Regions from separate parts of the Homo sapiens genome. Here region 1 is linked to region 2. The links are chromatin contacts, found by Hi-C or POLR2A ChIA-PET in ENCODE. All regions are on one chromosome and are shown on one strand. Each heading gives the region's core, a stretch centred on a gene start or an enhancer-like site at or near the end of the contact. The rest is flanking DNA. Distances are from core to core; before and after follow the strand shown. Region 1 has its middle 150 kb from the start of SMIM23. Region 2 has its middle 35 kb from the start of SMIM23.

Evidence for each region. Hi-C counts contacts between places; a loop is a spot of excess contacts on that map. ChIA-PET counts read pairs that join two places held with the same protein, here RNA polymerase II (POLR2A). Pooled maps may share reads with other maps.
Region 1: a loop to region 2 is called in a map of heart right ventricle, with 2.2 times the contacts of the local background. The contact joins two enhancer-like sites. A Hi-C loop is called at or near these places in 6 of 168 maps with a recorded cell type or tissue (cardiac septum, heart left ventricle, heart right ventricle and 2 more) and 5 of 50 pooled maps. POLR2A ChIA-PET finds 5 or more read pairs at or near these places in 1 of 52 experiments (H1).

Annotation. Positions count from the first base shown.
Region 1 is chr5:171,639,314-171,642,317 of GRCh38, forward strand. No RefSeq gene overlaps it. Among named protein-coding and RNA genes, the nearest start is that of SMIM23, 150 kb to the right of the region's middle. Within about 2 kb of position 1,463, at least 3 of the 41 ENCODE cell types and tissues checked have a DNase peak (open chromatin) inside an H3K27ac peak, as active enhancers do; they include heart right ventricle, where a contact is called at or near this core.
Region 2 is chr5:171,749,103-171,751,928 of GRCh38, forward strand. No RefSeq gene overlaps it. Among named protein-coding and RNA genes, the nearest start is that of SMIM23, 35 kb to the right of the region's middle. RefSeq lists an enhancer at 1,475-1,974. Within about 2 kb of position 1,553, at least 3 of the 41 ENCODE cell types and tissues checked have a DNase peak (open chromatin) inside an H3K27ac peak, as active enhancers do; they include heart right ventricle, where a contact is called at or near this core.

The DNA.
Region 1 (3,004 bases), core at 213-2,712, 110 kb before region 2:
TCTGGATGCATCTGGTCATAAAAATGCAAAACAAGCCATTCCCACCCAAGTTCTAACTCCAGATGTGGGCTGATTCTCAGTGATTGACACCATATTTTTTGCAGCTGTCCTACATTTCAAATCTTTTTCTATTTAAAATATATTCATCATAATTATGGAATGCAATAAACAAACTTCAGCCTGATGACAAGCTTTAAATATAAGAAAGTTTCAGCTTAAAATAAATGCCGTGATTTCTCAGCCCAGGACGGAGACAGCACCAACAAGCATTCTCCAAAGGAGCCTTGACCTTGTCACCATGAACCAGAAACAGTTATTTTCTCTCCAGTATTGACTGATATTTGGAGCGGGGACAGAGGGAGAAAAATAAAAAAGCTATTTATATCAGATAGAAAAATGTGCACAACCATCGGAAAGCCACGCTTGCAACACAAAGAAAAAGAAATAGATTCAACTTAATCATGTTTTGAAGGCCTCTGGTGGTGCAGGTTCTTCCCAGGGCAGGGTAGACTAGAGGTTATGCACATAGACTTTGGGGCCAGGTTGCCTGCTTTCAAATCCCAGCTTCCACACTCCACACACTGGTACCTTGAGCATTGTTTTGTCACTTAACTATTCTGTGCCTCGGCTTCCTCGTCTGTAAAATGGAAGATGATAATACCACTTATTTCATCGTGGAACTGTAAGAGCTAAATGAGTTACTGTAAATAAAGGGTGTATAACAATGCCTGGCACATAAATGCTCAAGATGTGTTAGCTATGATGGTAATCCATATCAGCTGACCCCTTTCCATGGATCCTCCAAGGGGGAGAGTGAGGTTTCCAGAGATTAGATGACTCGCACAAGTTTCATCCAACCCCTGGCAGAGCTGACATCCAAACCCTGATCATTTGACTTCGCTATAAAACATGCCTGCGGGTGCTCAGTCTTGCTCATGTTTGCATTTTTTTTGCCTCAATTTAAAGTTTTTTAAAGAAAGTTTTCCTGGTGGCTGCTCTATCAGTGGCTTTTTATGCATTCAAATAGTGTCCTATGAAATCTTGGACAAAAGAGCATCCTTATGTTTCTTCTGCTGCTCCTGGGGCTCATCTTTTATTTTTAATGCTATTTAAATGAGTCTGTAATTGAGATAGTCAAATAAACAGGCTATTAGGTTAATTATAGAGAGCTCAGCCTACATCCAAGCTGCTGGGTTTCCTATCCTCTTGTGGACCTCAGCCATGACCTAATGATTCTACCATTAACAGCAAGTACAGCTTAGTTCCTCGAGAAAAATGAGAACTACCCAGAGTTCATGTCAACAATCTGCTCCTCTTTAAAATGAAGCCATAAGTCACAAGCCCTCTGAGTTCCCAGAGAAGTGTCTGGAGCTAAATTTGTATCCTGACTGTGATAATTGTTCTCCTATTAGGCTGATGAGAGAATTAGCAGAGCCAAGTCCTCTGGGGCTGTGCCCACAGCTCGGGCCAAGCTGAAAATGACTCTGTGAGTTTTATTTGTGAGATGTGTAAAAGGCTTGTCCATCACTGGGCCCGTGGACATGGGTTCAATATCAAAATAGCATGAGCCGCCTTTCCCAACAGACAGACTCCAGTCCTGGCAGGCCCTCTGAATACAGCAGGAACAAAAAATTCCTGCCGGAAAAGGTGTAGCTGGGTGTTAGTTCTCTCTACAGCCCTGTGGATGGCTCCACTGATATCTGTGGCCCGTGCCTGACCTGCTGCACTCCTGTTTGAGAGAGGTAGTGTGGAAGGGTGGCAAGAGCGTGTCCTTTGGAGACAGACCCAGGCTCAAATGGGTGGACTGGGGTCAGCAGCCCCAGGTATTGGTCTCAGAGATTGGTCTGTGAAAGGGGAGAATGGGAGTAAATAGTCTCTGACTTGCAGGATCGTCATGAAGATTGGAAGAGATTATGTGGGGAGAGGACCAGGCTTGAAGCCAGTGCTCAATAAACAGAGGCTGAGGTTTTGATTCTCTGGGGTCAATGAGGCACTTAACATGGTTGTCTGGGATTGGAAAGATTGTTTCTCCTTCTGTAGCCAGAATGGCAAATAGATTGTATCTCCCAGTTCGATATGAATCAATTGGAGATGCCTGCTTAAAGTGCAGTGAATGATTTGTAATACCTGCCATGGACTAGGGTGGGTGATAAGAGAATGCACCCCATGTGTTTCTATCTCCCTTCTAGAATGTAAGCTCCAAAGGCAGGGACTGGGTCTGAACAACAATCCATTAACTTTGTACAGGCTCCAAAGCATTTTTGCATCAATTATCTCATTACTCTCCCCCAAAATCCTCAGACATGGTATGCTGTGGTCCCACATCCCCTGGAATTGCAAATATTCTGTCCTCCAAAAGGGCCTGGAGTTTAAAAACTATAGCTAATGTAATAGGCAAGGAAAACCTTATTCACCCTAATCTACAGATGAGGAAATTGAGTCTCAGAGGGAGAAATAAACTGCCCAGAATCATACACTCAGTTGACAGAAGAACTAGAACTCAATTTAGATAATTTATTTATTTATCTACTCAACAAACATTCCTTCATTGCCTACTATGATCAAATTCTGGACTCAACACTCATGTTGCCCTTGAAGTTGCCTACAGTCTAGTGGGGGATATTGATGTGTAAACAATGAAATTACAAAACTGTGTGTGAGAGTGCAAACAGTCAGGGAAGAGGGAACATTTCAACTAAGTTTTGAAGGCATGAGATCCAGAAGAGCTCAGTTATGGAACTTGGTCTTTATCCTGAGGGCAAAAGGGAGCCATGGAGGGTTCTAGGCAGTGAGTGACCTAATTACTGTAGTGTTTTGGACAAACCACCAAAGGGCAGTGTGGAGAATGGACAGGAAGGGGAGGACTTGGAACAAGGAGGCCAGAGAGGAGTTTTGTGGTCCAGGTGAGGGGTACTGAGGCCTGAGCAGGTGCAGGAGTACATGGGGTGGGTAGGAGGTCATGGGTAGGACATGAAAACTCCCCAGACCCCAGAAGGTCTCCCTT
Region 2 (2,826 bases), core at 303-2,802:
AAGTCCTGCTGAGAACAGTTCTTCTTAAAGGGCCAGCTGCCTCCAGTCCAGTCCTCTAAGGCCAAGGCCTTCTCTCATGTGATGCTCAGGGAAGGGGCAGTGACATCTTCTCTAGCTCCTCATTCCTCCCCCAGCCATTAACAACCTGACTAGAAACCCTCCCCCAGGCTCTGGTCCACAAGAAGCCAAATTGAACTAATGTCAGATGGTAGCAACAGCATAGCCAGAGCCCCAGCTTTCTGCTGGAAAGATGTGAGGCTGCTCCAGCCAGGGCAGTGACCCATCAAGCCTCTGCTCATTCTCCCTGCCTTGGAGGGCAGCAGCCATGGGGGCTGGTTCTCAGAGATGCTGAGGGACAAATATCAGACAGGGCTGGAGAGGGTGGGGATGACCAGAGAAGGAGGCCTGAGTTCAGAGTATTGGCTTTCGTCCCCGCAGCCACTTGACCCCAGCTACTCCTTGTCCCAGTGCCCTGTCTTTGCTCTTGAAACAGCAGTCTGCACAGTGGTCTGAACCAGAAACCAGAAGCCACCCTCAGCTCCTCCCTCTTCCACAAACCTAATACCCAAACACCTCTCAGACCCATCACTGCCCTCCCTTGCCTCTGCCATCACCCCAGCCCAGACCAACCCCACAGACCCCACGAGGCTCTGGCCTGAGCCGCCTCCTAACCTTCTCTGCCTTAGTCCCTGTGACTCCCCTTCCGGTGCCCAGACCTCCGGCCAAGCAGCTGACCTCAGTGGTCTCTAGTTTTGCCATCTCTAAATGATCATCTCCATGGTCCCAGAATGGTGGGCAATTTTTCCTGTGGTCCTAGCAGAATGCTCCTGTACAGGAAAGCGCTGAGATTTCTCTCTATTCACCTTAAGGTCTTAATTCCCAGACTGAGGCAATTTTACCAACCCAGGAGACATTTGGCAATGTCTGGAGAGTTTTTTTGGTTGTCACAACTTAGAGAAGCATGCTGCTGGCATCTAGTGCATAGAGAGCAAGAATGTTGTTAAAAATCCCACAACCCCTGCCAGTGAAGCATTATCCCACCCCAAATGCCAGCAGTTGAGAAACCTCACATAAAGGTGAAACTGTTCAACTCACTTCCTGGTGGCCCCTCCTAGGCCTCCCAGAGACCGCCACAAAGGTTTGCCCACCAGCACTCCCATCATCCCCTCTCTCGGGCCCTGAGTGTTCCGCCTGGGCCATCACCCATGACTTTCAGGCCTGGGCATCCCCTCCAGGCAGGGAACATGGATGTCCCAGCCCCCAGCCTCACCGCCACTAGAGGTCCTCCTAGCAGGGCCTGTGCCACCTTGGCAGCCCTCCCAGCAGATCCTGGGAGACACGAGACCCAGTGACTCTGACCATTCAGAGACTGGTCCTTCTCCAAAGAGACTGGAGAGGCAAGCGCCTTCGCTGGTGCCAAGAAGAAGGGCCAGGCAAGGGCCTCTCCCTGGGAGTCACTCTGCTTTGGGCAAAAAAATACGCTAAACAAGAACAAAGCCTGAGTCATTCCTTCTGTCTCCTAGGGCCCAGTGTCACACTCACTGCCAGGAGGGTTAGCCAAGGTTGGGGCTGCAGATGGCTGGGGTTAAATGCAGGAAGCTGGGACAATGCTGGCTGGAGCCACCTCCTAACCTTCCCTGCCCTACCCCCTCTGGTTCCCCTTCAGGCGCCCAGCCCTCCAGCCAAGTGGCTGACCCCTGGTTCTGCCTTCCTGCCTCCAGGCCTTTGCTCACAGCAGGCCCTTCCACTGGAAGGCGTGACCCCTGCTAATTCTACACATGCGGATCCTACCTATTAGGTGCCGCCAAGGAAGGCCCCTGAGTCCCCTCCACTAAGAGATAACATAGCATTTTGAAGGCATACGTTCCCCTTGGTTTCTAGTTACGACTGTTCATACATCACCCTTCCTAATGGACGATGACATTCCCAAGGGCAGGAGATGTCCCATTACTCTCTTAGCCATTGATGCCTAGTACAGGGCTGGGCCCACAGGAGATGGACAACTAGTAGAATAAATATGCCACCTCAGCCATGATCCCTCCTTCCTCTTAGCTTTCTCGTGAGCTCTTCCCTCTGCCTGGAACACCATTCCCACCACCCACCACCATGGTCCGTCTCCCCTTACTGGCTTAAGAGAGTCGCTTCCCTGAAGAGGCCTCCCCAGTTCCCTGGCCCAGGTAAGTGCCCTGCAATATGAACCAATAACAGCTGTGCATCTTTTTTTTCTTTTTTTCGTAGCTTTTGACACATTGCAATTAGGCACTCACCTAACCACCTTCTACTTAGGGAGTTTCCCTGCATTAAGAAACTCTCTCTAGTCTCTCCCTCTGGGTAACGTGAAACTGATGCCCAGAGCAGGCTGAGCACTCATGCCTGCCGAGCCTCAGTGCTCTTCATACTGGGCCCCCTTCCCAACCACATTCCCCTTCCCTTCGTCTTTTCTGGCAGAGCACATATCCCTATAAAGAGGCTGAAAATGCCAGTCACCTGCTTTCCCAGCCTCCCTCGCAGCTGGAACACAGACGTGTGACCAATCCTGGCCAATGAGACCAGAGGAGGAGCAGCTGGGGGCTTCTGGGAAAAGTTTCCTTTCCCTCTTTTTTGTTGGGTGAAATTGTGTCCACTTGTAACAACTGCTAGATGTGGAAGCCATTTTGCACCATGAGCGGAGACACTCCTAATTCTCAGAAGATCGCAGAAAGAAGTCTATGGAAAATACCTGTGACCTTGAGGAGGCTGCTGAGCTACTGCAGCATCTCAAGGGCTTCTCCGTCTCTAGACATCTTCCTACATAAAATAATAAATGTCCTATTGGGTTAAGCTGGT